Linked DNA regions of Mus musculus: all the other regions are linked to region 1. A link is a loop called in an ENCODE intact Hi-C map of the cell type or tissue named here. Cell type or tissue: left cerebral cortex. All regions are shown on one strand. Region 1 overlaps Scml4 (Scm polycomb group protein like 4). Region 2 overlaps Ostm1 (osteopetrosis associated transmembrane protein 1). Region 3 holds the start of Scml4 (Scm polycomb group protein like 4). Region 4 has its middle 19 kb from the start of Scml4. Region 5 has its middle 32 kb from the start of Foxo3.

What was found. Hi-C counts contacts between places; a loop is a spot of excess contacts. Peaks named below come from ENCODE experiments on the same cell type or tissue, not always from the same donor. Only the 100,000 strongest peaks of a DNase experiment are listed, where the experiment ranks them.
Region 2: it touches region 1 in a loop (4-fold over the local background); 10 of 42 quality-filtered maps call a loop at or near these places.
Region 3: it touches region 1 in a loop (3-fold over the local background); 27 of 42 quality-filtered maps call a loop at or near these places.
Region 4: a loop joins it to region 1, with 10 times the contacts of the local background. A loop is called at or near these places in 27 of 42 quality-filtered maps.
Region 5: it touches region 1 in a loop (5-fold over the local background); 5 of 42 quality-filtered maps call a loop at or near these places.

What each region holds. Positions count from the first base shown.
Region 1 is chr10:42,939,522-42,944,521 of GRCm38, reverse strand. All of the region lies in intron 6 of Scml4 (Scm polycomb group protein like 4), which reads right to left. Among named protein-coding and RNA genes, the nearest start is that of Gm5079, 49 kb to the left of the region's middle. In left cerebral cortex, CTCF peaks have their summits at 2,061, 2,370 (motif pointing right) and 4,443; DNase peaks (open chromatin) are centred at 2,410, 3,844 and 4,680; H3K4me3 peaks cover 897 bases; H3K27ac peaks cover 361 bases.
Region 2 is chr10:42,694,916-42,699,915 of GRCm38, reverse strand. It overlaps Ostm1 (osteopetrosis associated transmembrane protein 1), which reads right to left. Exons shown (of 6, transcript NM_172416.3): 4 at 3,499-3,666; 5 at 1,643-1,808. Among named protein-coding and RNA genes, the nearest start is that of Ostm1, 18 kb to the right of the region's middle. In left cerebral cortex, a CTCF peak has its summit at 2,735 (motif pointing left); a DNase peak (open chromatin) is centred at 2,734.
Region 3 is chr10:42,858,226-42,863,225 of GRCm38, reverse strand. It overlaps Scml4 (Scm polycomb group protein like 4), which reads right to left and starts at 2,714. Exons shown (of 9, transcript NM_172938.3): 1 at 2,373-2,714. It overlaps Gm34006 (a long non-coding RNA gene), which reads left to right. Exons shown (of 3, transcript XR_380280.4): 3 at 570-820. In left cerebral cortex, no CTCF peak of the experiment used is centred here; DNase peaks (open chromatin) are centred at 700, 2,529 and 2,955; H3K4me3 peaks cover 1,299 bases; H3K27ac peaks cover 501 bases.
Region 4 is chr10:42,839,472-42,844,471 of GRCm38, reverse strand. No RefSeq gene overlaps it. Among named protein-coding and RNA genes, the nearest start is that of Scml4, 19 kb to the left of the region's middle. In left cerebral cortex, CTCF peaks have their summits at 1,929 (motif pointing left), 2,520 (motif pointing left) and 4,201 (motif pointing right); DNase peaks (open chromatin) are centred at 910, 1,937 and 2,547.
Region 5 is chr10:42,306,274-42,311,273 of GRCm38, reverse strand. No RefSeq gene overlaps it. Among named protein-coding and RNA genes, the nearest start is that of Foxo3, 32 kb to the right of the region's middle. In left cerebral cortex, a CTCF peak has its summit at 2,947 (motif pointing left); DNase peaks (open chromatin) are centred at 2,514, 2,940 and 4,565; H3K4me3 peaks cover 524 bases.

The sequences.
Region 1 (5,000 bases):
CCTAGAGAACTCAGTTTTAGAATTACCGGAACCAATAAATTACCAGCAAGACTGCAAGGCACAAAATCAACACAGGAACACCAAAAATCTAAAATGAAATCAAGAAGGCAACACCATACAGTGAGACTAAAAACAGTGAAACACTTAGAAATAAGTTGACCAGAAGAAATCTCAATTTATATCCTAGAAAATATGCAGCACTGTTGAAAGAAGATATAAATGAATAGTAAAACCACCATCTTTTAATAGATTTTTTTTTGTGTGTGTGTGTAATCGCTAAGGTGGCAACACACTAAAAATGTTCAACAAAATCAGCACAATCTCTGCTAGAATCTCGGCTCGTGTCTTTATTGTAATTAACAAGATGGTTCTAAAACTCATGGAATTATAAAAGATCAGAGAAATAGAAATAAACAGTAAAAAACAAAACGTAGAGAGTCTACAGGTCACAGCATCAAACATAACAGCTAAGAAAGAGTGACCAACCATAGCAGCACAGTTCTGCGGAGGATGGACACTTGGATGAATGAGGGAGGCAGAACTCAGAGCCTGGAAATAAGCCCATTTATCTACATGCGATGGTTTGTCTGCTAAGGCCCTTTAGTGAGGAAGGAAAGAAGTCTTTCAACAGACAGGGCTTAGAAAACCAACCACACAAGAAACAATGCAATTTGACCTGTCTTTACCTTATAGGAAAAGTTAAAATGAAATTTAAAATCCCTTTAAGAGGAAATGTAAGAGGTGAGGACAAAAATATTGGAAATGTGATCTTAAGATCTGGCATGATCCAGGTGGCACGTGCCCCTCTAATCCTGGACCTCGGGAGACAGGCAGGTGAATTACTATAGGTTCTGGGCCAGCCAGTGCCACACAGTCTAAATAAATGAGTAAATTTGATGCGTGAGCCACAAAAGCCACAACAACCAAATTCCGGACTTCATCAAAATTGAAGCCTTGTATTCTTCAAAAACGTTGTCAAAAACAAAACAAAACAAACAAACAAACAAACAAACAAAAACCAAAGCCACAAGCCAGGAGAGATTAACAAGGGACCTGAATCCAGACTGCATCTAACAACTCAGCCGTGAATAGACAGACGCTATTCCTTGACAGACGCTCACTGGTGCTGCAGAGAAATCAGAGCCCTCATGTTCTGCTGATGGCTCGGACACTTCAGGAAAACAGGCGCATAAGGCAGAACTGTCACATGACTCAGAATTGTACTCCTAGGAGTGGGCACAAAGGAAACATTTTATCTACACAAAACTTGTGCCTGAGTGTCAATGTATCCCTGTTTCCTTCTACTTTGAAGCAGTCCCCAATCCAATGGGATCTCGTCAGCTATTAATAGATCCTTTCAGCAAAGACCGCATTTCTAGATAAGGACCCATTCACAGGACCTAGGGCTAGGACTTAAACATGCAGCGTTTAGGAGGACAGGGTTTGGTTGAGGATAAGTAAACAGATTTGGTTGGTGCTGTACTCAGAATCTCACTCAGTAGCCCAGGCTAGCCTGGAACTCACAATGTAGCCCAGGTTGGCATTGAACTTACATCAATTCTGATAAGTGCTGAGATTACAGGTATAAGTGACCACACGTGACTGTTAATTTTTAATAGTCATTTATTCTAATATACATCTACAAAATACAATTGGCAAACTAAACAATTATATCCTTGATGTAAGTCTTGCTAGGAAGGAGTGAGTCGGTTGAAAGGGACATCTCAAGTCTACAGGTCTATAGGTATTATTCAGAGATAGTAAAAATTGACAAGGTTACAGTACGCTAGCGCTGGGAACGTGCTAAGCTAGAACCAGTCAATCTTTATCTTCTATAGTAACTGAGCCTCTTATTGAAAAGTGTTCTCGGGAGCCTGGAGAGATGGCTCAGTGCTTTAAGAATTTGTATGGCTCTTGCAGAAGTCCTGAGTTCAGTTCTCAGCACCCACCCTGAATGGGTTTAGAATGGAGCCTTACCCAACTGTCTGCAATGTTAGCGCCAGGGGAAATCTTATGCCCACTTCTGGCTGATGTTGGTACTGCACCCACATGTGCGAAGTCACAAACATACAAAAATAAAAAGGAAATAAAGTAAAAACTTCACCAAGGAATCTTACAGTCTCCCCCAAAGCTAGGCCACTGTGCTGCAAATCTACTGATTGAAATTTCTCTCTTATACCTAAGTTTAATTGTGCTTGCTTTAATATAAAGCATGGTAGTGGATGTTCTTTATTCTATTAAAAACCATGACGTCATTAAACAGACAGATAGATGGGTTACAGGTATGCGGAACTCCTAGGCCCCTACGAACTTGACTGCACTGTGAAATACAAAGGAAGACCGTTTTGCTGGCAGGGAGAACTACTTTCAGTTTTGCGGCAGACCATAGTGTGAACAGCAGATGGGGCCAGCAGACCTGGAATCAGCCAGAACCAATCTCCTCAGAGATTTCACCTTCCTTCCACACAGACCTGGAAAGCTACAGGCCTGGCAGGAAACAGGACTGGTGTCTATTCTCTCCTGGGCCCTCACAAGACCCCTGCTCATCGGAAATAAGCTGTCTGCCCCCAGAGAGAGAATCCAGCCTGGGGCTGTGGAAAGGCCAGCTGGGCAAAGGCAGGCCTCAGACCCCTTGCGAGTCCCTTGTGTCCATAGACCCCAGAGAAACTACTCGTAAATCATTCCGTGCCTCCTTCAGAGAAAACAATAAACTGCTTTCTGTGTATACACAAGAGCTCGCTCCAGCTTAGCAGCAAGCGCATGCGTGCGCAGCACATGCATACAAATGGGGGCGGGGAGGCGGGGAGTGGGGGGAGAACCGGGAAGGGGCAGGTCTTTGGGGTTTGGGTGTCTGGGGAACTTTCTGGATAGCTTTGTGTTTCTTTTTCCCCATTGTGGATCTGTTTGGGGACTGAGGTTTCCTCCGTTGCTATGTATAAAAGCCTGAAACCAAAGACATCTCTAGAACAGGAGGCGCCTCCTGTCTAAGTTTCTCCGTTTGAGGAAAAAAGTTCCTCCCTTCCTCTGCCTGACCCTGGTCTGGGGTTACAATGGGAGTGAGGGGGGCTTCCAGGACCCCTTTGGGCAAGCCACTCACCTCACCGTCCTGGAGAACTCCAAAGGGGGTTAGCAGCAGAAGAAAGAGGGACAAGGAGAGAGCCAAGAGACAAAGGAAGAGAGTCCCTAAGCAAGGGAGACCTGTGTGCAAAACACAGACACACAGAGCAAGCCTTAGCCCTCTGTGCAGAAGGAAGGCACGGGCCTCACTGCAAACAGGCAAGGGAGCTTGGACCATGAGTTTTACTCCGTGGATCAAAGCAATACTTTACTAGTAATCTCTAATGAAGGCTTGAGATGCAGCAAGAAAACCACCGGCAAAACCCTTCTCACACGATACCTCTACCCGGTGATGTCCAGAGAAACTAACATGCCTTCCACCATTTCCACTCCCCAATCTACCACACCACACATGCACGCCATATCACGTGTGCAAGCTCGCTCTCTCTCTCTCTCTCTCTCTCTCTCTCTCTCTCTCTCTCTCTCTATCTCTCTCCTGTACAGAATAAGCCCTTGGAAGAGTTATTAATACTACCTTCCCCCAGGCTGAAGGCCACGGCCTTTCTCAGGGATGGTCTGGCCCTTTGCAGGTCTGCCTAGTTCTTCGGCAGGGTTCAAAGGGTTCCGCAAGAACAGCTTGGTCTGGCTACACTAAAGACCTGGCAGCACTTCAGTCTCAAAGCCCAGGGAAGAAAAGGCTGGAGCGAAGCCTGCTAGGCACAGCTTCCAAGAGCTGTGGTGTTCTTACCAGGGAGGTCTGGCCAGGTAGCAGCGCCTGGAGAGAAGAGTCTGGAATCTCAGAGACCCCAGCGGAGAAGCTGGAGGCAGGAAGGGAAGCGCTGGGGGCTCCCACTTCGCCTCTCAGCCCAGACTCAGGTGCCTGTCATCCTACCTGGGTGCAGAGTCCGTGCTCCTGACAGTTTAGCCCACACTCCCAGGGGCTGCAGCTCCCAACACGTGCCAGTTGCTGTGGGTCTCCGTGTCCTCTACGGGACTCTAAGGTCGCAAATAGTCACCTTTCTCTGCAGCTTTCGAGGAGGCTCTGGTGCAGCTTTTCTGTTCCCAGGCTCAGTCCCGCCCTTGTTCTTACAGATAAGCAATCCTCGTTTTCCCTTAGGGCCTCGGTGGCCCAGGCCTTGCCTTCTTGGTTCAAAGGGCACAGGGCCACACCACCTATGGGTGGAGCATTTCCTTCGCTTCAATTACATTTTCCATTAACTTAGTCTCTGGCCAGTATAGATTTTTCTTCCTTTTAGCTTGCCCCCAGCTCAATCCCTCAGCCCGAGGACCAACTCTGGCTCCTCTCTGGTCCATTTCAGTGCATTTACATCTCCCTGTCCCTCATGAGAGGCTCACAATCAGCCATCATTTTAATGCCTGACACCTGCATTTCTTTCTCTCTCCAGCATGTTTCTGGTTTGCCCGAGACTTTGTTCTAAGCTGTGGGTTGATTTTCCTCCCTTGGAAACTTGGACCAAAGACAGTTTTGACTGAAGTCAGCTGTTTAGAGTAATGACTCCCCGTTGGGTCTCCAGAGGACCGCAGGCTCTGTGACCACCTTCCCCGGGATCTGGCAGTTCTGCCAAGCCTCTATCCCAAAGCGTGTGGGAAATGCGAGTGAGCAGAGGAGGTGAGGGGCTGTCCCCAGGCTCTTCTGCCTCCGCAACAGTCACATGTGCTTTGTCCTTTTATAAATTTGGGGGCTGGAGAGTTGGATTCAGTCAGCAAAGTGCTTTGCTCAACAAGTGTGAGGAAGTGAGTCAGAATCCTAGAGCTCCTATATTTACACTCACAACTCTCTCCACATACAAAGGCACACACATCATATATATATATATATGTATATGTATATGTATATGTATATGTATATGTATATGTATATGTATATGTATTATGTATATGTATATGTATACACACACACACATATATAACACACATACACA
Region 2 (5,000 bases), 240 kb after region 1:
AGCCTGGCCTACATAGCAAATTCCAGGCTAGCCTGTGCTACACGGCGAGACCCTATCTCAACACATTCATGCTGGGCGCCAGTTCAGTGGTAAAGGGTATTGCTAACACTTATAAAGTTCTAGCTTCAATACCTAACACCAAGCAAGAACAACAAAACACACATATTGTGTGTGTGTGTGTGTGTGTGTGTGTGTGTGTGTGTAAATGTCACAATGAAATACATTATTCTGAGTTGGCAGCAGTGGCAGGAACCTTTAATCCCAGCGGACAGAAGTGGATCTCTATGAGTTTGAAGCCAGCCTGGTCTACTGCACAAGTTCCAGGATAGCCAGAGCTACACAGAGAAACCATGAGTCAAAAATAAATAAATAAATAAATAAATAAATAAGAAAAAAAGACTCTAGTTTTAAAAAGAATGGTTCTTTTAAAGTTGAGTTATATATCACATATAGCACTATTAGCAAAATATGTAATATTCAGCTATGATTATGATGGCCATGGCATTGAGCCACTAGGTTTAAATAGAATCATGGCCCATAGCCACCTGGCGAGGTCGTGCGTTGAACAGTTGAGTGCAAATGTTTCTCATGCTCTAGAACTGAAAACCCACAGTGTCACCTGCAGTGGGAGTGGCACCCGTGGTGGGAGTGGCACAGGCTGAGATCTGAGAACTGCTGGCCTCATAGGAGGAGCTGCAGCAGGGCTCAGGCGCCTCTATTTCCTTGCCTTGTTTTAAGCTCTGCACAACTCTCAAAGACATAACCATGCCACAGAGCAGTCACATGTCATCAGTTCATGCAGGGAGGAAGGCAGGAGGTGGGGGGAGGGAGAGCAATCGGCCATGAGCATCGGCACATGAACTCTTCACTCACACGAGTATTTGGGGTTATTGTATGTGTCTGTCTGTCTGTCTGTCTTTCTCTCTGTATGGTTTTATTGTTTATTTGCTTTGGTCTTTTGCTGTGTTAATTTGTTTGTTTTTGAGTCAGGTTTGACCTGTGAAGCCATGGCTGGCTTAGAACTCGTCATGTAGACCAGGCTGGCTTTAACTCAAGGATCCATCTGCTTCTGCCTCCTGAAAGCCATATTGCCTGACATTATTTGATCCAAGATTTTTTTTCCATAAAGAATTTCACAGGGATAGTATTTTGATGCTAACATTAAAACAGACTATAGTATTCTTTTGTACAACAAATGTCTGCGAGCACTCACTATGCCCGGGCACTTTCTAGGTACTGGCAATATGACAGACGGTATACAAGGAAACAACTTCTTCTTCTGATGATCTTTATGATCCAATCAAGGGAGACGAATCAAGTAGAACAAACAAATGAGAGAGTTAAGTGACCTCAGCTGTCAGCAGCAGCAAAGCCGCCGGCTTACTGCCTGCGTGCCATAAAGAAAGAGCACAAAGTCTGGTGATGGCTCGGCAGGTAAAGGCACTAGCCACATCTTTCTTAAATAGATCTGTACCTTTCCCCTACATTATGATGATGAAGGTTGAATCCACGGCCTTGTGCATACAGGTAAGAGCTTTGACGCTGTACCCCCAGCCCCTTGACCCCGTAATCTTTTTTGACCCCGTAATCTTTTACGTAGGTGCTCGGCTAAATGGATGGATGACTACAGAAGGGAACTTACGTAGAATGAGTTTGCGTTTCTTTTGCTCTGAGTGAAGGAAGCTACTGAGGTAGAAGACGACAGGCAGGAAGAGAATGAACACAGACACAGCAACCACGGACACCGTGTCGCTGCAGGTGACCGAACAGTTGAAGGTTCGACTCCAAAGCTTCCGAGTAATGTTCATCTAGAGAAACAAATATCATATTATAGTCTCTTTACTTAAAGTTTAATTAAAGTTCTCTTTAATGTCTTAGTATATTTTTGCAATCCAAACATCATTTAAAACAGCGTTAAAAATCTACTGATAGTTGAGAACAATTTCTTCTGCTAGGAGAAAAAAAGCTGGTTTACAATTAGTAACTGTATAATATTTGGTATTATTTTATTTTGGAGACTCTCTGTGCAACCCTGGCTATTTTGGAGCTCACTCTGTAGATCAGGCTGGCCTCGAACTCAGAAAAAAAAAACAAAACAAAACACACACACACAAAATAAGGTATATTCTAAATACATAATTATCACTGAGATATACCAGAATGTCAGTAATTTTATCTCCCAGAGAATGTGTAGTTATAAAACCAGAGTAAAGACTCTGTCTCCTGGTTAAAGGTGATTTAGTACTAAGAGCTGTTAAACAAGTACAGTCATGGGGCTGAGAGGTAAAAACCCCAAGCCCTATGAGCAGCCATGCTCGGTGCCTTTGCCTATCCTAAGCACCACTCGATGGTCCAGAGCAGTGTCCTCTAAGCTGGTTTGATAATGCAGACGAAGCATTCTTTTTTTTGGGGGGGGGGGGAGGTTGTTTTGTTTTTTGGGGGTTTTTTTGGTTGGTTGGTTGGTTGGTTTTTGGTTTTTGTTTTTTTTTTCGATACAGGGTTTCTCTGTATAGCCCTGGCTATCCTGGAACTCACTTTGTAGACTCAGAAATCCACCTGCTTCTGCCTTCCAAGTGCTGGGATTAAAGTCGTGCACTACCACGCCCGGCCAGACGAAGTATTCTTAACCAGCAAGCTTAGCCATTTTGACCTTGAGTTCTCTACTTTTGAGCCAATGATCTGTCTTCTCAGATAACTAAGTCTCAAGCCTAGGAGGGCACGGCTGCCACCTACTGGTGCTCACTGGAAAGACAAGCTATACAGTGGAGAAAAGGCTTCCGGATTCTCCAACATTTACTACAGTTACACATACTTACAAAAGCAGTACTGAATGACATCCTGGGCATGGTGGAGACGAAGCAGGAGGATCACTTCAAGTTCAAGGCTGGCCTGCGCTTAATAATGAGACCTCGTTCATTTTTGCGGTCTCTCTCTCTCTCTCTCTTGCACTGTCCTACCTATTAAATGATGAATTAGAAAACACCAGGTCTTTGTCCTCAGGTGGCTCACATTTCAGTGAGGAGATAGACTATAAGTAATGTTCTCAAATTATCACGTAGATAAATCAATTAATGCAATAAGTGCGTAAGATCTTTCGAACACATGGTAGTTAGATGCAAAAACCTCCTTAATCAGCACCCACTGGATAGAGAGCTGAAACTTAAGCACAAGAAACACCATGCCCCTGAAAGCCACACCTACTTTCTTACCTACCCCCACCCCACTGGTTTTTCAAGACAGGGTTTCACTCTGTAGTCCTGGCTGCATTTTCTACTTTAAAATCAAAATATGCCAAATTATTAACTTGTCCATGAGGTGCCTGGTTAATGTCCATTTCGCTCCGACAGAGACACCGTAGAGCCTTATTACTTTATAACCACTGCAGTTCTCTCTGGCTGGAATGCCACGCGCATGCTCCAGTGCACCCGAGAAATGCTAGCACCGCAAGCATTCATCAGCTGCACACGCGGACCACGCCAGAAGCCGATAGATACTCACTGCATCCTCCACATCGATGCACAAGTGCGTCTCAGGCTCAGCCTTGTTCTCAAGCCCGTTCAGTTTCTGCATTTGACTGTACAGGAGGCTCAGGTTTTTATATGCCTCTTTACAGTTTCTGCACACTTCGGAGTAATTTTTTGGTGGGAGGAGACTGTATGTGTGCCCCTAAAATGACAGAAGGTAGATGTAAGACACACAGTACCTACTGGACACAGTATCTCTGCGTGTCAACCATTTGACACCCTACCCTGCCACAAAGCCCAGATTGAAGACAATTTGCTGTGTGACAGGACTGGCGTGAACCCAGCGATACAGCCACATCGCATAGCCACCAGGTAGACGCCAATGACACACCTTGGGGGAAAGGCAAGTCTCCTTAACAGATGGCGCTGGGAAGTTGGATAACTGCATATCAAGACTGAAACTAGATCCCTCGCCCCCGCTCTGACAAAAAAAAAAAAAAAAAAAAAAAAAACAATTGAAAAATTAGTCAAAGACCTTAATTTAGGACCTGAAACTTTGAAATCACTAGAGGATAAACATGCAGAAAACACAAAGACATGAGAATAGGCAAAGAATCCGGTTGACAGCTCAATGGGTAAGGCTGCTTGCCAGTAAGCAGTGACCCAAGTTTTGTCCTTGGAACCCATAGGCAAGCTGTCCTCTGACATCCACATGTACCCCCTAGATAAATATAAGAAAATAATTCTTTTTAAAATAAAAAGGCAATGGCGTTCTGAACAAGCCTCGAACAGAAGAAGATCATGGAATCTATGAATAGAATCAAAGCACAATCTACATACATGCAAGAAATAAGAATGTCACAATAAAATCCACTGCTGTATACAATTACTATACATTAATAAAAAGGAGAGCTCACAAAAGCCGCTGGTAACCCCCAGGAGAAGACAGTGGTGGGCTGTGAGGACGAGAGGTTCCTGCACATGGCAAGGGCTTCTAGAACTTTCTAGGAGACCTAGGAGACCTGGTGTAAGGGCACAAGGCGATGGTCTCTGCACTTTCTAAGTGCCTCTTACTTTTGAAACTGCTACACAGGCTTCTGATGACCGCTGGGGAGGATGGGAGGCATCAGTAGTTCACTGCAAAGTGACTGACAGCTAAGTACTAACCTTCCTGAGCTATCTCACTGTTGATGTTTAATGTTGTTCTTTCCAAATAAAATCCATCCCTGCTGAGTTTCACAGCCCAAACGCCATCCTTTATCAAAATGAAGTTGGACTTTTCTCATGGGAAGGATACGAACCCCACTCAACTCTCTTTTCTTAGCTCCTAACCCAGACCTTTCTAGTGAATGAAAATGGACAGATAGCCTGCAAGGGGGGCGGGGGGGGGGGGGTAGCATGCCAGCAAAGCCCAGATTCTAGCTTCTAGGCAGACACCTGCATTCTGAAGCACACGTTTATATCTTTGCTCTCTATTCTCTTTATTCTTTACCATGAGCATCAGCAAAGAACCATCTACTGAACATGGAGATAAAA
Region 3 (5,000 bases), 81 kb after region 1:
GGAAAACGATTTTACTCTTCCCTGGTGGGAAAGGGATCTGTCTTCCTCCTCATCCCAAATCCATTCTCAAATCAAATCTAAGAATATGAAACAGGAGGAAGCTAGAATTCTGATCTCTAAGGAGCACCGAGCCAGCTACCCAGAGGTCATGAGGTGCTGAAACTTTCAGAGGTAGCTGCTTGTTCTAAAGTGTGCGGCACAAGGGGTGTGTACATGTGTGTGTGGTATGCCCTTGGCTCCAGAAAAACTGCAGATAAGACCTAAGAAACACTCTGAATTTTGTGTTCCACACCCCGCTTTCCAACAGAAAAGCTATTCTTCAGTGAGCATTCCTTGTTATGTTTCCTTAAATTTATTGCAGTTAAGCATTCGAGATGTAACATTAAGATTAAAAGAAACAAATAAAAACTACTATGTTATGAAAGGTTTAAGGCAATCTGGTCATGATTTTCCAACCATCTAGTCAAAAAAATATTAAAACTTCTGTCTTTGTCCTTCAGGGTATTGTTCAAATTTTTATCACACGCAAGCAGTATTGAATATATTAAAAGTCCTTGGGTTTTTTTCAGTTGGCAAGATCAAAGCGGAGGAGCTGAGGTGACAACCTTTGAGTTTGGCTTGTTTCCTAGATCGCCTATGACCTCCAACCTTCAGCCCCACAACGAGAAGAGAAGCAGAAAGTGAAACTACTGTTGCTCTAGCAGAGAACAGCAGCCGCAGAAGAACTGTGCAGATGAAAGCCGAGCTTGCCCGCTCGTTCTTCCTGTCTCGTTATTGCTCATATATAGCTTTTAAGGAAATAAAAGTAATTTTGGTGACACGGGTAAGACATTTAAATGTGGTAAAACAACTAAGATTTGGGATTTTGTTGGATCTGTGTTTCCTCTTATGACACAAATCAGACAGGCAGATTTGGAGAAGGTTTCTACACACACACACAGTCACAATGTTAAGAGTGAGAGAAACACATTCATGTTTTAATAGTAGTTGACAGCTATATTTTAAAGGTAGACTGTAAAGCTACCAAGCGGCTTCTCTGCACGGGGCATCAATGTTTACATTTTAGCTGCATTTTGATGCTACGCAGTGCTAGTTTTCTAGGTAATTGCCACCCAGTAGCTGTTACTCAGATCGACTGAGCCACTTCTACCAAGCAACAAGCACACAAAATGTTCCATAAAATACTGTCTAAATCAGGCACCTTCTCCTCTACAGCCATCTCCATACTTCTACATGTTCTCCAGACATTCCGTTTTGTTTTGTTCTTAATGAGAAAAAAGTCTTGAGGAGGGAAAGACATCTATGTCTCTTACCCTTCAAAAAAAAATGTTCCTTAGTTGAGAAAGGAATTAAAAACATGGAACACACAACAACCACATCTGGATCACTTTTCAAGCATCCCAGCTACAAAGCCCCATTTCTCAGAGAGCTGCTGATGGTCCTAGCCCTCTTGAGAAATGTCATGACCCTAGAAAGACAACACAGCAAGCCGCCACCTCTGGCTTATTGTCGAAAATAACGGCAAGAACTTAGACTCAAGCGCATCAATGATGAGTGAAAACTGCTAACTCAGCAGCCATACCCACTGGTCCTGTCCATCCGCAGAGCAACCTGTAGACGACACCCGGGGCTGCAGGCAGAATGAGTGGAAGCTATTTGGGGTCACATAGGACTGTGTGAGGGGAGGAGGTGACTTTGTCTTTGAACTTGGGGAAACTCCAAACATTCCATACTAACCTGTTAGTTATTTCCTCCTAAAAAAACTAATAGCAGGAACTTGCAAACAATTAATACTCTCCTTATCTATGACTGGTACATCAGCAACCAACAAAAACACATGAAATATCCCATCTGCAGCATTCAACACAAGTAAATAAAATTCAATTTGAAAACAAATGCTTTGATGAGTGCTTATATCACAGCCAATTTTAATAATCAATTTTAGGTAAATATTTGTAACCTAATCCATACTACAAATTTTAAATTAATAATACAAAATAAGACAAAATTATTATTAGGAAAAAAACCATATTCATGTTTGAAATAATAAAAAATTTGCACATATTTACATATAGACTTAAAGAGAGGTTAAGTGTATACATGTCAAAAATGGTTATAAACTGTGTTTTTACTTTAAATCTCCCTTTGATATATAGTTAAAAAAAATCAAACATTATATTTTGCATGTTAGGATCCGAAGTTTACCCACCGGGCTCAGTAGTTTTAGCACCAGACACTCGTGCATTGCCAGAGAGGCAGGCATGCAAACCCTCCCAAATAAACTAAAGCAGGTAACCTGTTGTGCCGCCAGCCCAAAGAGAAGGAGCCATACAATGTACCACAGCACACCCGCCAGCATGCGTCTCCCTTACCTACAGCTTGGTCACAGAGCCCTGACCAGGGTGTTGCTTGCTGAGGTCTGGAGTGGTGGCTTAGAAGACAGGTGACTTCCTGCACACACACTGCGAGTATGGCACAAGCTATCTTCCACCCGTGTGCTACGCCTGCCTCACAGCTAGTCGCCAGCAGCCCAGCTCGCCGCCGCTGCAAACATCTCATTAGACTAATGCATTCAGTACAGGCAGAACACTCGATTTACCATAGCTACAGCAGTGAATTTCCATTACGATGACAGCTTCAACCACATCATGTCCGGAAAACCAGCCAACCGCTGGCTTCTAAAGAACACACACACATTTTACATGCAGAAAGCGAGGACTCTGTGTGTGTGTGTGTGTGTGTGTGTGTGTGTGTGTGTGTGTGTGTGTGTGTGTGTTATTTCTTTCCTCTGTACAGACAGACCAGCTAAGAGAAATACACAGCACAGCTTTTTGTGAACAGCAGCCGCCAGGTAATGATACTTCTGCTTCTTAGATAGTTACTTCCTTGTAAGAAACTGAATTATGTCACAATAGTCAGAATGGGTGTTTCCTGCATTTCAGTTTTCATTACCCCTCCTCCGTTGCCATAGAAACCAGACTGTAACATCATCTCTTTGTCCCAGTCTTGCAGCAGTGAGGGCCACACCAGGCTTATAAGACTGTTACGATCTGACAAGGCTAATGTTTGGCTTTGGGGGGAAAAGAAGAAGAAAGAAAGAACAATGGTATACCAACAGAAAGCCTGTGTGTTGTCAGAGGTGTGGACCTGTACTGATGACACACTGTGGCTGTACCTGTTAGCTCTAAAGCTGCCTATCCTACGTTTAATCCACATCTGTGTGTGCACATCTGGAAGTGTTTCTCCATGCCCAAACACTCTTGGGACCTGCCTGGGAAAGGGCTGCTGTCTCTCCTCCATACCCACTGCCTGTCCACTAAACCAGTTTACACCAGAGAAGGTGCCTTTTCTCCTCCCTTCTTTTTATAAAGTGAGTCGAGGTTTTCTGCTGCTGACTTGACTCATCTGGGGAAATGGGATGTGTCTCAAGTGTGTCTTATAAGATACCTGGTTTACAAATACAGGCTGTCTACCGGGTTTGCTTTTAGGGACAGGGAGCATGCTTGTAGCCAGGACTGACATTAAACTAATTTGGAAGGTCTGGGTCACAGCTTAGCCAGTTACTGAGTATGAAAAATTAAAAAGGACCTACAATTTGAATGCATATGTAGTGTGAAGTAAATTTGTCCCCTCAAATTAAATAGATACAGGAAATTGATGTTTTTTTTAAGTCAAAGCATTATCCTTACTAAGAAAGAAGGAATTCCCTGGGTGGCATGTGTCCTTTCTGCCTAGGTCCGCTGCCTGCCACAGCCCTGACTCCTCTGCCCCAAGGTGGTTCCCAGGCTGGCCGGGGCCTGGCCCAGCTTGGATGGCAGTCTCCATTCCTACCAAGTGCCATAAAGAGTCAAAAATTTGTACCAACAGTGTAGTATGTGTCCCCTTTGACATCCAAGGGAATCAAAGGCTGATTAGTGAAACAAGATTGGCCCATAGAAGCTCTCAATAAATTTCTATTTTATGAAAGATACAGACAGTTTGGCCCAAGTAGAAATTATTAGGGTTATGGGACTGGCTTTGGACTGAAATTCATGATGTAGAAATGGAAAAGTAACACGTTCACAACAAAGTGCAGACTCACGCTGTTAAGGAACGTAGATGGGAAGAGACATAGAGCTCTCTCCTCATGGGAAGAGGCCTTAGGGGAGGCGGTGAGCTGCCGAAGACAGCATCATGGCTCGCCACTGACCTACAGCAACCCTTTTGGACTCGTATTTAAACTATTGAGGGTTTTTTCCTTTGGAAATAAATATGTTATAAAACTGAAGGGGAAAAGTAAAAATGAAGACAAGGAAAAGAAGGAATCCACATCCTTTATTTACCTGTTGAGTTTTGATGTTCATTCAGGAAAATACAGTCTTGGAAGTTTTGTTTTGGAGGGGGTGTGTCTGTACTTTCTTATAACTTAGTTCATTTAAAGAAGAAGCCTAAGGAAGAAGATGAGAAGGAGAAAAGAAATTAGAAGCCAGCCAGGTGTGGGCGACAAACTGTGATGTCATCATTCAGGAGCCAGAGGCAGAAAGAAATGGGCCAGCCTGGGCTATGTGGGGAGTCTCAGGGCAACTTCAGCTATAGAGTAAGGCCCTGGGGAAGAGGGAGGACACTAGGGCCTGATGGATGGTTTAAATGTGGCCTGCGCCAAGTTCCAGCCACAGCTATGGTCATACAGTCTCACACAGTGTTCCACTGAAGGGCATTTTAGATGAGCTCGGGTAACTAGTGTTCAATTGAATATGGCTCTTTCAACAAATAAAATCAACATTTCTTAAGGAATCAAACCCTATAAAGAGAAAAGGCTTTGGTAGACTCTTACTCCAACGGCCTTTGGTTTCTCTTTCCCAGGAAGATCCTGAGGGGCTCTCACTCTGATCTGCATGCTCCATCTTCATACAGACTGTGTCTGTGTGGCTTGTCCTTGAGCCAGGTGTGCCTGGGTTGCTGCTTCGACTCTCAATGGGTCAACTTGGCAATCACACATGACCTTAAAATTAACTAAAGCC
Region 4 (5,000 bases), 100 kb after region 1:
CCGATGACATGAAGAGGCAGAAGATGGCTGTCCAAGGAGGGTCACCTCACATAGATCTTCCCTAGAAAGAGCCAGGCTTCCCACTGCTTTACCTTAAGATACACAGCTTGCAGGACTCTAAATCTCTGCTGTTTAAGGACACACCATTTGAGAGACCCTGTTACAGCAGCCTCACATACTAGCATATCTAGCTTCCGGATTGCCAAGGCCAGATTGTTCAGGGGGAAACACCATGACTCCAAACAACTTGAAGAGGAAGGGGTTTATTTCAGCTTATAGGTCTACCTCACAGACCATCTCTGAGGGAAATCAGGGCAGGAACCTGGAGGCAGGAGCTGATACAGAGGACATGGCAGGATGCTGCTTACTGGCTTGCTCCCTGTGGCTTGCTCAACCTGCTTTCTTATAGAACCCAGGACCACCAGCCCAAGGGTGGTACCACCCACAATGGGCTGGGCTCTCTCACAACAGTCATTTATCAAAAGAAAAACACAAAAAGGAGTCGCAGCCTTCCCCACAGGCCCATCTGTTAGGTGTACTTTCTCACCTGAGGTTTTTCTCTCCCCAAATTCCAGTGTATCTTATATAAATTTGACATGAAACGAACTTGCATGAAGGTCGTGACCACAGAAGCAAGTATCTATGGCAGAGCCAGTCTCATCTCAGATGGGACCCTACAGAGGGGTGAGAGAGGAGCTATGCACAGGGCAACCAGTGTTACTGGGATCCTTGAAGAGATCTGCCCCATTACACTGGGCTGAGTCTGTCCCAAATGCCATGTAATGGACACAGAGTTCTGTGCACCACTCACTGGGTGTGAACTCAGTGTCCAGATGTGAAGTTCCCAGAAGGCTCTTGGCTCAGGGCTGGTAGAGGTGAAATGAGGACAGTCATATTCCTGCCCAGTGGGACAGTTCCTGTGTGGCTCAGAGCCCAGTGCAGAAGCAAATGCCCTGAAATAGCAAAACACAGATTTGCACAATTAAAACGTTATTATACAAATTATTAAGGTCCCCAAGAAGGAAACAGGCCATAGGCATCAAGAGCCACAATTTTTGCTGATTAAAATAATTAAGATGGTTCGTTTCTTTTCTCTTCCTTTTAATCAGTGAAAGAGTTGGCGATGTGAGAGGAGCCAATGCCACAGGGCAGAGCTGTACCACAGCTTCCTGTAACAGAGAGAAGGCTTTTAAGAAAACTTACAAGCCTTCATGCCTACTTTGCCTCAGCCCCAACCCTTCCCTGCCTGCCTCCACCAAAACTCATTCCTATCCAGGAAAAACAAAAACAAACAAACAAACAAACAAAAAACCAACAAAAAAACAGTGGATTCAAAGTTGAATTTGCTTATCAGAAAAATAAGGAATTTCTTTTTGTGTTATTATATGTCTCAGATACTTCATGGGATATACATGACAAAAATTAATTTGTTGTTTATCTGAAATTCACATTTAATTGAGTATCCTTTTGTAAAACCTTAATCTTCGTCGCACAGTAAGTTCTAGACAGAGCTGTAGATAAGTGTGATGGGGTGCCTGTAAGGATAGAATTTGCAGCATGGCCAGGTGACCTTTGAGTCCTTCTCCAGGGCCCCAAGGCCCTGCTCTTCAGAAGCTGTGAAGGTAGCTGTCCACTCCCACCTTAGGAGGACGAGGTTGGCGCTATCCACCTCAGCCGAAAAGAGAAGGAACAGCGACTGTCATCAGCTCCCAGAGAGCCTTGAAGAAGCAGCTGGCTCTAGGGTGGGAGATAGTCGGAACCAGCCCTGTAAAACTAGATGGGTCAAGCCACCCTGAACTCCAGAGGGGCTGCCGCAGGAACATAGCTGGGAGGAGTCCTGGAAATAGAGGACAGCACTGTGGGACTCAGGGCATGGGCCAGGTACCCTGAGCATCCAGCAACCCTCCTCAGCTACCTCGCGCCCCCTGGCGGCCATAGCTAGTCAAGCATGTACGCGTTCCTGATCCCAAAATCCAGCAAGGGAGAGGGGGGTCCCCAGGGAACAGTGCTTCCTCAGTGGCCACTGATCTGAAAGTATCACTTTCAGTGTCACTTTGCAGTGACTACCACCGCAAGTTGCTCACGGCATCTGCCCTGTCCTCAGTTCCTGCTGCAAATGAAGCCTCTGGCTGGATGTCCCAGGAGAGATTACAACCTTGTCTAAGGACATCTTTGCCAAATGAAGTCTGCTCTAGTGAGGTCAAGGCAGCCTAGTTAGTGTCTTCAGACCCCACCACATGACCCCCTGGGCGGAACAGGATGGTTCTGTCTCTTCAAATAGGCTTAAGTGGTGGGGAGGTAGCCAGTGGTAAAGCATATTCAGCTCACATGAGGTTTCTGTCATTGACATCTCAAATATAGAGCTTGTTTGAAAGGTGTAAACAGGACGAGAGTGACAGCCCAGCAGTTAAGAGCACTCACTGCTCTTTCAGAGGATCTGGTTCCGTTCCCAGCCCACAACTGTCTGTAACTCCAATTCCAGGTGGAGCCGGGCCACAGCACCCTCTTCTGGCCTCCGTGGGCATTACACCACGTGGCTCACTATCTCACAGGCAAAATATATACATCAGGTGAAAAAAAATTAAGGTGCAAGTAAAAGACTGTACACCGAGAATGTCTTCCTCATCCCCCGAGCGCAGCACTTCCCAGCTCGGCTTGCTGACTCAAACAAAAGGACGGAAACCTGCGCTCTCAGTTGACGTCAGCAGCTTCAGCCTCATGGCCCTTCCATAAGTCTCTAGACCAAGCAGCCCTCCAGTAGGAGGTGTCCTGAGTGCGAAGCCAGAGTTGCCTCAGCTCCTCCTGTGCCCCAGGCTGTTAAAGGGCGGAGGCAGCCAGCACTGTGTTCACGGGACTGATTTTCTTCGTCAGTTTTGCTATGATTATCTGTCTGGATTTTACCCAAATGCTTCTGAGATGTTGCTATGAGGTGGGGCTTTTTGTTTGTTTTTGTTTTTGTTTGTTTGTTTGTTTTGGTTTTTAAGGGCAATGATGTTTAAACCACTAGATCAAGTCAAGCAGATTACCCACCTTCCTGGCCTCATCCAATCAGGTGAACGCCTTAAGGAAGTGGCTCATTCTTTCCTGAGGAAGGAATCCTGCCATTAGATGCCTTTTGACTCCAGACTGAAGAGCCACTCTCCTGGGGCTCCAGACTGCCAGGCTATCAAGGATATTCCAGACTAGCTGTATTTCATGTGTTTTGTATATGATAGGATCTGTGATCTTTTGGGGGGTTTTGGAGACAGGGTTTCTCTGTGTAGTCCTGTCTGGCTTTGAACTCAGAGATCTGCCCAAGTGTTGGGATCAAAGGCATGTGTCACTATTCCTGCCGTTTTTATTTTCAGAAATGGTCTCACACTGTAACCCAGGCAGGCCTTGGACTTGAAGCAGTTTACATGTGCTGTGGTGAACATGTGGAGTGCTGCGAGCCTGTGCTTTAACCAGCCTCTGCCCACGGACGTGTATGAGGGGGGAAGAGAGGGATTGTTGTGTGAAATGATACATTCCTCCGCCCCTGGAGAGAGGGGGACGTTCAGGACACTCAAGGAATGTATGGGGCTCACAGGGCTGAGGCTACATAAGCAGTAGATAGTGGGGGGCTCTTGGGGAGACAGCTGCCTACAAGTTGTGCAGGACCCTCCAAGGACACAACTTTCATCCGTCCTCACCTGTACCAGGTGGGCTTTGAGGGAAATGCAACCACCCAAGTCGTCCTCGCTTCTGTATGTCACCCTTCATGCATGTTCCTATAAGTGCCCCCTCCCAAAACAAAACAAAACAAACAAACAAACAAAAAACTCAGTGGTTCGCAAAGCCAGACTTAGATGGAATAATTTCTTTGGTCTGCTGTTGCCCCATGGGGACAAACAGGCATCCTGTTCAGGTCACTGTGAGAAGTAATGCAACAGACACATGAACTGTGTTTCCGTTTTCCTTTCCTTAATAGAAAATGAGCCTCAATCGCTTTTCGGGGATTCGTTGGCCATGAAGATGCTGGGTTTTATGAAGTGTGGTAGACATGCAAAGAAGACCAGAGCAAGGAAGACCTACCCATCTGCGGCGGCGCATGGGGTCAGCTACAGACAGCAAACAGCTCTCTGGAAGCTGCCTTCACCACACAGAACCACTTCAAAGCGGTTCACTTTTAATTATGTGTACACGTGTAGGGAGGATATGTACACATGAGCGCAGTGTCCACAGAGACCAGAAGAGGGCATCAGGTCCCCTGAAACTGGAGTTGTAGACTACCGGATACAGGTGCTGGGAGCTGAACCCCAGTCCTCCGTAGCTGCCCAGCCATCTCTCTAGACCCATATAGAACATTTTACTCGGGGTCACCTCCTGGTGGCTCAGCTCTGACTTGGTGGGAGGGCTCCAGGCCCACCCGTCTGTCAGTACAGGGCAGTGGGCTTCACACCTGAGCTTCCCGCCAGCTGGCCCAGGTCTGCACTGGGGCCAACTCCTTTCCCAGTCAAAGATGCTTCCTCTTGCATTTGTTTGAAAGTCCTGATTCCTAAGAAACATTTTAGGGGGAAAAAAGAAATCTTTTGTACTTCCCACCCCTCAGGATCTGCCCCTAAAAACTGTTTAGGAAGGAAGGGCTGTTTTCAAGTCACTAGCCCATTTTCTTCCCAACCCCTGCCATTTTTTTTTAAGTTTGTTGTGATTTTGCTTAGTGGAGAGGCCAGTTTTCTGCCAGTTACGTGGATGGCAGACACCTTCCCCACTCTGTGGCCTCGCTTTTATGCTCCCTCACTGTCTTTGAAAAACAAGAGACTCGTCATTCAAATACCATTCAACTTTTCAATTTGTTTTTTCCATTGGGGAATGTTTATTGCATCCTGCTTAAAATGTATTTTCCTACCCTTGGGTGATAAACATATTCTACATTATTTTCTAAAAGACCCCATTGTTTTGCCTTTCAAAGTTAGAATTAGATGCCACCTGGGTTTAATTGTTGTATACGGCAAGAGACAGGACCATGTATCATTCCTCCC
Region 5 (5,000 bases), 630 kb after region 1:
TACACACACACACACACACACACACACACACACACACTTAAAAAAAAAACTCCTTGAAGAACATAGCTCACTATGTCCCAAGTTAATACTAGATAGTTCAGTTATATTGGTTTACAAAGTAGACCTACAAAGAGAATTACAGATCAGGAAACTAAGGCCTAGGAGACTGAAGTCACTGGAGGTCACTTCAGAGGTTCACATCTCACATCTATGAATTCATTTCATTTTACCGTGTAGAAACAGAACCATTTGATCATGACTTGTGAGTATCCACGCACTAACAGCACAGCTGCTGTTCTGAGCTAAGTAGAAACAGCTTAACTTTGTTTTTAAATCGTGTGTGTGTGTGTGTGTGTGTGTGTGTGTGTGTGTGTGTATCTGTGTGTGGTGTCTCTGTGTATATCGGTGTCTTTGTATGTCTCTGTATCTCTATTTGTGTGTGTGTATGTGTGTGTCTGTTTGTGTGTCTCTCAGTATATCTGTGTGTGTGTGTCTGTGTGTGGTGTCTCTGTGTGTGTCTCTGTAGGTCTCTGTATCTGTGTGTGTGTCTGTGTGCCTCAGTGTTTCTATGTGTGCCTCTATGTAGGTCTCTGTGTGTATGTGTGTCTGTGTGTCTCAGTGTCTTGGTGTGTATGTGTGTGCTTCTATGTAGGTCTGTGTGTGTGTCTCAGTGTCTCTGTGTGTATGTATGTGCCTCTGTGTAGGTCTGTGTGTGTGTATGTGTGTGTATGTGTGCCTCTGTGTAGGTCTCTGTGTGTGTGTCTCAGTGTCTCTGTGTGTATGTGTGTGCCTCTGTGTAGGTCTGTGTGTGAGTATGTGTGTGTGTGTCAGTGTGTATGTGTGTGCCTCTGTGTAGGTCTGTGTGTGTGTATGTATGTGTGTGTCAGTATGTATGTGTGTGCCTCTGTGTAGGTCTGTGTGTGTGTGTGTGTCAGTGTTTCAGTGTATATGTGTGTGTCTCTGTGTAGGTTTGTGTGTGTCTGTGTGTCTCAGTGACTCAGTGTGTATGTGTGTGCCTCTGTGTCGGTCTCTGTGCACAGTGCTGAGGTCTCAACCCAAGGCCTCACATGCCAGGCATCTGTCTCTCAGCCACGCCCCAATTCTAAAGCTTAGCTTTTGCCTTCCACATTTCTTAAAATGTAATAAAAAAAGACAGTGTAGATGGATAGACAGATGGACAGAGGACTGACCAAAAAAGGAACTGTCCCCGAGTGTATGGTATTGCTGGCACAGTGCCCCCACGCCAGTTTTTGTTCAAGGTCCAGGTTTGGACCTTAAAAGCTTGTTTGGAGATTTCCAAAGAAACATTCCGCACTCTGCACACTACAGTAAGGCAGGCCCCTGTTGGAGAGGGTTGTCTTCAACAGGGAGAAGCTTCAGGAAGGACGCATGGACTGAAGAGGAAAAAGCAGGGGGCACCTACCAACCCAGCCATGTCAGCCAAACCAACGTAGTGATCAGCTCATGGCAGATGGCACAGCCACATCAGCCTCATGCCTGAGGTCAGGCAACTCCCAGTGTAGGTGGCGTGTCACCCTGCTACTGAAGAGTTTAGACAGCGTTTAAAAACACCGTGTCTGTAGGGTGAGCTGTAGCACAAGGCTCTGCCTGCGTTACTGCAGGGTGCACATCTCCCATTCCCTTCTGTCCCTCCAGACCCCCAGCTCCCTAAGCCTTGTTTGGGGAGGCATTGGTGGAAGGGGCTGTATCAGTTGGGAGTGGGGTTCAGAGAGGAGGGCTGGAAGGCCCTGTGAGGGTTCTGCCTCCGTATCAGGAGGCAGGAGGATGGCGTTCACACATGCTGGAAATGATCCATCAGCATCCTGTTCTCTTCCCAAGGTCGGTCTCACAAGTCAGCATGCAAGAAAAAGGGAAAACCAGAAAACAACATGGCAGCCAGACCAAAAGGAAATGGGTGGTGGGATCCTTCAGCAAGCACTCAGATGCCCAGGACCAGAGGGGGCTGGACTCTGAGTGTTCCTCAGACTTGGGGCATTGCATATTTGTAATGAGCTATCTTTGGAATGAGACTACAACTTAAACAGACAATCAATTAAGTTTCACATACACCTTCTACATATAGCACCAAAATAATTTATATGACATTCCTAGTGCACCTGCATTTTAAATACATTCATTCCATGTTATATTATATATTACATGCATGGGTGTGTTGCCCGCGTGTGCATGTGCACCCTGTTGTTCATGCCTGGAATCTTCAAAGACCACAAGAGGGAATCAGATCCCCTAGAACTGGAAATACAGATGGTCGCGAGCTGTCACGTGGGTGCCAGGAACTGAACCTGGGTCCTCGAGGAGAGCATCAAGTGCCCACATTTTGACACTAACTTCTAAACACTTCATTTCCCCGCCTGTAAAATTCACACGTGGAAAAAAAAACCCAAGTGAGTGGGGCCAATATCTCCCAATTCAGCGTTGGAGTGTGTCCGGCCTTGAGTCTGTCCTCATGCTGAGTCAGCATCTCCGGAGGAATCCCAGGATTCCACCTAGGCAGCGGCGAGTCTGTCAGCTCTGGGAGGTCTTCCTCAGCCCTGACTGTGGCCTTAGGTGGTCTGCATTCTTCAAGAACCAGGAAACCCTTGTACTGGTTTTTACTACGTGACTCTTCTCAATTTTCTTTCAAAGGAGTGTTCTGAAGAGAGCAATAGCAAGCTTGCGGCAGATTGGTAGAGGCTTAACTGGGTAACGGGCTGACAACATAATCGGAAAGGTTCCATCCATGACTGTTGTAAATTATCCATCCTTGAGGAATGCGAAACTGAAAATGCAGCCTCCCTGGAGGTTTTCATTCCGGGGAGCAAGGACCGCAGCCCTCAGCCGCACTCCCTCCAAGGACACAGGCTGAGATGCTGGGGGATGTCCTGAAATCCGCTAACAGAAACTGTTGCTCGGTTGGTGGGCTTCAGCCATTTCCCATGACGAGGGCACCATCTTGTGGTCGGTGGGTGAACCGACGGGAAAAGTCTAGAAATTCGGGCTGGGAACTCTCAATGCTTCTTATTCCCAGGCCTGCGCTACCTCCAGAGAGTCAGGCGTCTTTTGAGATCCTCAGTCAATTCAAGAGTGGAGTGTGGTCCCGATATGAGACCCTCTTGTGACTGCTTCGGAGCTCCCTCCCTTTGGCAAGCTTAAATTCCTTCTCTGGGGGAGGGGCTCTGCCCTGGGCTCTCACTCCTAGCTTGGCTGTTCCTAAACAATGACTGGGAACTACAGCACTGTTCCCCTGTCTGTGTGTCTGACTTGGAGTCTTGGCGGGAGCCAACCTGTGGGTAGGAGGGTGGGGGGCTGGGAGGGTGAACTTAACACAAACTGGAATCATCCAAGAGGAGGCAACCTCAACTGACAAAACGCCTCCATAAGATTGGTCTGCAGGCAAGTCTGTGGAGGCATTTTCTTGATTAATGATTGGCTGCTGCCCTGTGAAAAGTAGGCAGTTCCTTCATGGTCTCGGGTTCAGTTCCGGCTTCCTGCCTTGGCTTCCCTTCTATTATAACTGTAAGGTGAGCTAAACCCTTTCTACCCCCAGGCTGCTGTAGGCCATGGCGTCTATCACAGCCATAGAAAGCACACTAGGATGCAGTCATGTGCAACACCACACACACACACACACACACACACAAACTCACACTCACAAGCACACACTCACACACACTCTCAAGCACACACACTCACCCACACCCACACACACACTCGCAAGCACACACCATGGGACTTCTGAAAAAGTTGCCCAGACTGATGAGGCCCAGAAATACAAATAGTGTCTTATTGGTTGTTTTGTGTCGCTATAATAGAATAAATACCAGAGACTGGGCAGCTTATCACAAAGAGATATGTGTATCTATGGAGGAGTCCGTGATGGAGGTACATCTGGTGAGGGCCTTTGCTTTGCATCATCCTGTGGTGGATTTTATAATTGTGAAAACTACATTCAATGTTAGACAAAGCATTCTCTTCACACTCTGTTCCCCGGACCTGGAGTTATAGGCGGTTACAAACCACCACGTGGGTGCTGGGAACAGAATCTGAGTCCTCTGCAGGAGCACCAAGTGCTCTTCACTGCTGCCATCTCTCCAGCCCTGTCACACTGTTCCCAGAATGCATCTCCTCCCTCATTCCCACCGCCGGTTAGACTGTCTGCTACCAAACCCAGCATGGCTCCAGGGACTTGACCTGACTGGGAGCCAAGAGGGAACGAAGAAAGGACAAACAGACACGGATGAGGAGGACATGGAAATCAACCTTGTTAAGGAAAACATGGGATGAAGAGCAGGGGGTGAAGGGGAGGGGGCTGCACAGGGTCCTATAACTCCTCAGAGAACCCTGATCTGCACTATATAGCTTTAGATCTAAGATGGCTCCCAGGACACTGGTGAGACAGCAAAAAGGAATGGAAGCCAGGGCGGTGGCTGCTTCCCCCATCTTCATGGAAGTCCTAACAGGTGAGTTACCGCATCAGCCAGGGCTTTCATTGGGACATAGTGATGGTGTGGCGAGATATGATTGGTTAAGGATTTAGGGGCTTGGGGTTGGCTCAAACACTGTATATAAGCTTAGGTGTTGGGCAATAAACTCAGACCTGCAACCCTGATGCTGGTTTCCAGAGACTGATTCCTAGGGTCCGTCACATGACTCTGTCACATGACTCTGTCACCCCCGCCCCATTGGTCTTATTTCTACACAAAGACACACAAAGAAGCTGAGATCTGTCGAACCATACTCTGATGAAGAACCCGCAGCACCTTGGAAGCTCAGCGTGCTTATTACATACATTTGAACAGAGAGGTGGGGTCATCACATACAACTGGACGAGGAGGTGAATTACTGCATACAGACTAACAAGGACCACTGAACTATTTAAATGGTTGGATTTTATATGTGAATGTTTCTCAATGAAGTTGTTAAAAACAGCATATAAGTATTCACTAACCATCCATTCATTCACTCACTATTATTCAAAGAACCAGGCAGAGACACATCTA